2 separate regions of the Homo sapiens genome follow, and region 1 is linked to region 2. A link is an interaction called in ENCODE POLR2A ChIA-PET data of the cell type or tissue named here. Cell type or tissue: A673. All regions are shown on one strand. Each heading gives the region's core, and the rest is flanking DNA. Links, peaks and the distances in the headings are about the cores only. Region 1 has its middle 100 kb from the start of IPO5. Region 2 overlaps FARP1 (FERM, ARH/RhoGEF and pleckstrin domain protein 1).

What was found. Peaks named below come from ENCODE experiments on the same cell type or tissue, not always from the same donor. Only the 100,000 strongest peaks of a DNase experiment are listed, where the experiment ranks them.
Region 1: POLR2A ChIA-PET joins it to region 2 with 5 read pairs; 2 of 35 experiments call an interaction of 5 or more read pairs at or near these places.

Annotation. Positions count from the first base shown.
Region 1 is chr13:97,849,715-97,852,627 of GRCh38, reverse strand. No RefSeq gene overlaps it. Among named protein-coding and RNA genes, the nearest start is that of IPO5, 100 kb to the left of the region's middle. In A673, for the core only: CTCF peaks have their summits at 1,247 and 1,460; a DNase peak (open chromatin) is centred at 1,217; H3K4me3 peaks cover 616 bases; H3K27ac peaks cover 2,328 bases.
Region 2 is chr13:98,187,388-98,190,300 of GRCh38, reverse strand. All of the region lies in intron 1 of FARP1 (FERM, ARH/RhoGEF and pleckstrin domain protein 1), which reads right to left. Among named protein-coding and RNA genes, the nearest start is that of RNF113B, 12 kb to the right of the region's middle. In A673, for the core only: no CTCF peak of the experiment used is centred there; no DNase peak of the experiment used is centred there; H3K27ac peaks cover 940 bases.

The DNA.
Region 1 (2,913 bases), core at 149-2,648, 340 kb after region 2:
CCATCCATCCAACCACCCATTTTTCCATCCAATCATCTAACCATCCACACAACCAACCATCTATCCATCCATCCATCCATCCATACACCCACCCATTCACCCATCTACCCACCCACTCATCTACCCCTTCACCCACCCATCCATCCATCCATGCATCTTTGATTCTTCAAGTATTCAAGTATGAGTCAGGCAGTCTGTTAAGCATTAAATATTTGCTGGTGCTCAGTGCTTTGGAGGCACAGGGGCAGTTTCTCATGGTTTAGCACCATCCCCCCAGTGCTGTTCTCATGACAGTGAGGCAGTAAATTATCACGAGATCTGGTTTTTCAAAGTACATAACACCTTCCCCGCTGTCTTGGTCCTGCTCTTGTCAGGTAAGACGCTTGCCTCCACTGTGCCTTCTACCATGAGCAAAAGCTCCCTGAGGCTTCCCTAGAAGCAGGTGCTGCCATGCTTCCTGTACAGCCTGCAGACCATGAGCCAATTAAACCTCTTTTCTTTATAAATTACCCAGTCTCAGGTATTTCTTTATAGCAATGGGAGAACGGACTAATACAGGACTTTTCGTCCATTGCTTATCTGCTCTGAACCTTGGTTTGGCATCTAAAAAGCAGTGATAGCAATACTTCTTTGCAAGGACTCAATAAGGCAGTATACTCATAGATTCTTTGCTCCTAATATAACATCTATAACATAGTAGTTGCTTGTAATAATTTCTATTGCTGCTGTAACAAATTATTACACAGTTGCTTGAAACAACACAAATTTATTGCCTTATATTTCTGTAATTTAGAAGTCTCACGCTTGGCTTAGTTAGAAGTCTTCACTTGGCTCAAATTCATGTGTTGGCAGGGCTGTGTTCTCTTCTGGAAAGTCCAGAAGTGAATCAGTTTCCTTGCCTTTTCCAGCTTCTAGAGGCTGCTCACTCTCCTTGGTTTGTGGCCCCTCCTCCATCTTCACAGCCAGCAACATCACCTCTCTCTGACTTTCTTCTCTGGTCACATCCTCCTCTGACTCTCTGCTGCTTCCTTGTCTGCTTGTAAATGGATTACATTGGGCTCACTCAGATAATTTAGGATAATCTACTTTAAAGTGAGCTGATTAGCAACCTTACTTCCAGCTGCAACTTAATTCTCGTTTACCATGTGATATGGTTTAGCTCTGTCTCCCCAGCCAAATCTCATCTCCAACTGTAATCCCCACGTGTGGAGGGAGGGAGGTGATTGCATCATGGGGGGGTGGTTTCGCCCATGCTGTTCTCGTGATAGTGAGTGAGTGCTCAGGAGATCTGATGGTTTTATAAGTGTCTGGCATTTCCCCTGTTTGCACTGCTCTCTCCTGCCACCCTGTGAAGAAGATGCCTTGCTTCCCCTTCGCCTTTTGCCATGATTGTAAGTTTCCTGAGGCCTCCCCAGCCCTGTGGAACTGTGAGTCAATTGAACCTCTTTCCTTTATAAATTACCCAGTCTTGGGTAGTATCTTTATAGCAATGTGAAAATGGACTAATGCCATGTTACCTGACATATTTCCAGGTTCTGGGGATTAGGATGTGGACATCTTTGGGAAGATCATTATTCTGCCTGTCACAGTGCTCAAGATAATTCATTAGGATTATCATTTAGATATTCAGAAACTAAGCCGTATCTGACTGGTTTCAATACCCTGCTGATCTGCATGTGCCCTGATTTGGACCGAGGCTGCTTTCTTTTTCTCTCTGGACATGATCTATCCCCTACAGAGAGCTGAGTTCTTTTTTTTTTTTTTTTGAGACGGAGTTTCGCTCTGTCACCCAAGCTGGAGTGCAGTGGCATGATCTTGGCTCACTGCAACCTCTGCCTCCCAGGTTTAAGCGATTTTCCTGCCTCAGCCTCCTGAGTAGCTGGGATTACAGGTGTGCACCACCACGCCCGGCTAATTTTTGTATTTTTAGTAGAGACAGGCCTTCACCATGTTGGTCAGGCTGGTCTCGAACTCCTGACCTTGTGATCCACCTACTTTGGCCTCCCAAAGTGCTGGGATTACAGGCGTGACACCGCGCCTGGCCAGAGCTGAGTTCTAAGAAGCCTCCAGTTGTTTTTAATTGCTGGGCAGGAACTTGCATGTTTAGCCCCAGCTCCTACCCTGGGCACTTCACTTACTGCCACAGATCATCTTGAAATCTTTAGTTCAACAAGGTTGCCTCATCCACCTATCTTTTCTAGGCAGCCACATGGCATTTGAACTGGGGAAGAGGTCTGGGGACGTTCTGGTCATCTACTGCAATATAACAAGCCACATTAACACTAATGGCTTTATCAACAACCGTTTTATTCTATCTCATGATTCTGTGAGTCACAGATTTGGGCAGGGCTCATCTAGATGATTATTTTCTCCACATGGTTGTTGACAGGGTCCCTCAGTAATGATCAGCAGCCAGAGGGGCTGGTCTGGAGGGGCCAGGGTGGCTTCACTCACATGCCTAGTGATGATGGCAATGGCTGGGAGGCTGGGCTCCATGGGGACTGTTGACCCACCATAGCCTCTCAAGCATGGAGGCTGCAGGTAGTTAGAGTTCATACCGGTAGCTCAGGGCTCCCAAAGATGATACTGTTGTGGTGACCAGGTGGAAGCTGCATGGCTTTGTAAGCTGGCCGGACTCCTAAGCTACCCAGGGTCCCGTTCCCTGTTCTTTTCTGGCTTCTACAGTCACACATCCACCCAGATTCTAGAACACGGACTGTAGACCCCAGCTCTCATCAGGGAGGGTATTGGAGAATTTGAGGCCATGTTTAAAAGCCACCTGAAGGTGCTGAGTGTTTGCGCATCATTAGCGAAGTGAGGAGAGGCATGGGACATTTTAGTGCTGGGCTAAATGGTGGTTCTTGAGGTTTTTTTAAAGGGAGACACAGGGATGGATATTCTTTTAAATTTTGA
Region 2 (2,913 bases), core at 97-2,596:
GGAGGTACAATGCAGGAATAGAGTTTGTTGTAAAAGGTTTGCACCATAATTGTTCCTATATTGATGCAAAAAAACCTTGTAGAAAAGGAGAAAATTGTAAAATATTTTTAAAGGAAATGACAAAGAAGTGGGGATCTCTTTAATCCCACCACCATTAAAATTTTTCAGCGGATCAACTCAAAAAGAGAAAAGTTAATATAAAGCCATTACAGACAGGGTCAAGAGAACCAACGGTGCAGGGATGAGGGGGAGGGACAGTGGCAACTGGCCAAGAACAGAAGACAAGGGCAATCTTCGGTCACTAAATACAGACATTTCTAGTAAAGGAAACACGGTATAATTTGAAGACAGAGAACTTGCATGAAAAAGGTAAAAATGTTTTAAATAAGCAGTAAAAAATAATTTTTAATTAAGTTTTTCAACAAGAATAGCCAACCCAAAAGGCTTTGGTTAATAGAAATCACAAATCTCAACTGTTGCTCCTGAAATTGTGATAATACACCATCTATAACTGAAATCTTTCCTGGGAAACTGAAAATAAAAATGCAAAACAGATTTATTACATTATGCCTCAAACTAGTTTTTAAATTGAAAATTCAACGATGCCTGACTTGAGAAGTTTTCTATAATATGCATGGCAATAATAAGTAAATATTCTCCCTCTCGAATACGTATTTAATTTGAATACATATTGGGCTGGTTAGGGAATTTCTATTCCTACAACTTACATAATCTGGTTAACTAATTTATCATATACTCAAGTTCCTTTCTGTTCTGCTCATTATAATACCAGGTTTCTTAACAGAATCTTTAATGATTCTCTCATCATCAAAAGCTGTTCTTGTCTGCCTGTTAAAATGACCAAAGTATGGCACAAAAAATGAAAAAATACCTTCTGTGAACTTGGTCTGAAACAGTCCATGGTAATTTAGGTAGACAAAGAACATTTATTTAAGAATGCATTATAAATTAAAGGCCTTAAATATATTTTAAGTGCTTTTCCTGTACTGCTTTATGATGACCAAAAAAAAAAAAAAAGTACTCATTTCTGACCACAGCCTTAAGAAATCTGCCCCAGCTGCCTGATCTACTTGAAGCCCTGCAAGGGGGCATGGGTTCATGTTCTTGGCCACTGGGCACACCTGGCTCTTCCTCCTTGTTAAGGAGTACATTCCCACAGGCCAGCACCCATCAGGCAACCCAGCCCGGGCCATTCACTGGGGACATCATGGGAAGTGACCTGCATCACAGGACAAGGAGAGGAGAAAGACACTCCTGCCCTGAGGCCCGTCTGACACCTGTGGAGCTGGCGAGCCTTCATGGGCCTTATCGGTTTGCCACCAAGCTGGACTTGTAACCTCAGAAACATCCTGGGTCCAGGGCCAAAGACTGTCCTCAGCACACATAAGGTCAATTGGTATCAATGACAGAAAGGAGCCTGGGCCCATACGGTGAGCCTCGGATGTGCAGGACATGCGTCCCCGTTTCACCCCCCGAACACTTCTGAAGGAGGACTTCGCAGGGACTTCTCTCAAGGAAGGAGGGTCCTTCAGAGTGCAGGGGGTGTGGACACCGCAGACTCCACCTCCCTTAGAGCCATAGTGAAGCCCACAGGGGACCCGCAGGTCAGCCTGGGCAACCCAGGAAGCAGTCAAGGCACAAGGGCACCGCTTTAAGCCTTCAGACATCTTAGCCTCTCCTTTCTAGCTAGAAAACTTCTTTCTCCTTTTTTTTTCTTTTGAGACGGAGTCTCACCCTGTCCCCCAGGCTGGAGTGTAATGGCATGATCTCGGCTCACTGCAACCTCCACCTCCAGGATTCAAGCGATTCTCCTGCCTCAGCCTCCCGAGTAGCTGGGATTACAGGCACACACCACCACGCCCAGCTTTATTTTTTTTCTTTGTATTTTTAGTAGAGACGGGGTTTCACCAGTGTTGGTCAGGCTGGTCTCGAACTCCTGACCTCGTGATCCGCCCGCCTCGGCCTCCCAAAGTGCTGGGATTACAGGTGTGAGCCACCGCACCCGGCCTGAAACTTCTTTAACAAATATTTATGAAGGCTTCTTTCTTACAGAAACTGTTCTGTTCAGGACACTCCTGTGAACAAGAGGCCCACGTGGGTGCTGCCGAAATGCGAGGGGTGTTCGGCCCCACCAGGAAAGTCCACTCAACCTGAACAACAAGCGGCAGCCATGTTCAAGCAGGCAGGGCTGCCAACTCACGCTCAGCAGAGCAAACTGCACCCAATCCAAGGGACCGCAGAGTTCTGAGAACATTTGCTCTCCCAGCTTAAAATAGCAAATGTGAACACTTTTCCTCAGGACTTTCATTTTCTTTGTCTCAAGTCAAAATAATTGTCTTCATGATTGACTGACTCCCCAAAGAGGGTTCAACATTTATTACATGTCATACTGAACAGCATGCTTTGCAGATTAAAATAGAACAAGACTCTGGTCACAGAAATTACATCAACAGGAGGAAAATGAAAATAAGATAACTAACTGTACATGTCCCCAACAGCCCTCTCCACTAGATTATTTCAACAGCCACACGATTTCTGCAGCTATAGTCTCCAGCTCCATATGGTAATCCAGCAACTTCTGGACTCAAATGATTTCCACTCAGCTATAACCATGTTGCTCTCCTGCTCAAAGCCTTCCACAGCTCTCATCACCTACGAAGTTGAATAAGTTATTTCGCCTGACATTCAAGGCCCTGTAAGGTGACATGAACTTACTTTCCAAGACTTTCTCTATTTCTCCCCAGGACACAGAGCCCCCTTCCTTACCACTGCCTGGATCCTCCTCCCCCACATCTCCACCTGCCAACATTCTGCTCCTTTATCAAAGATTATCTCAAATGCCATGAAACTTTTTCCATTCCCCTCTATTTGGGAGCTCAAAGCATCTTGTGT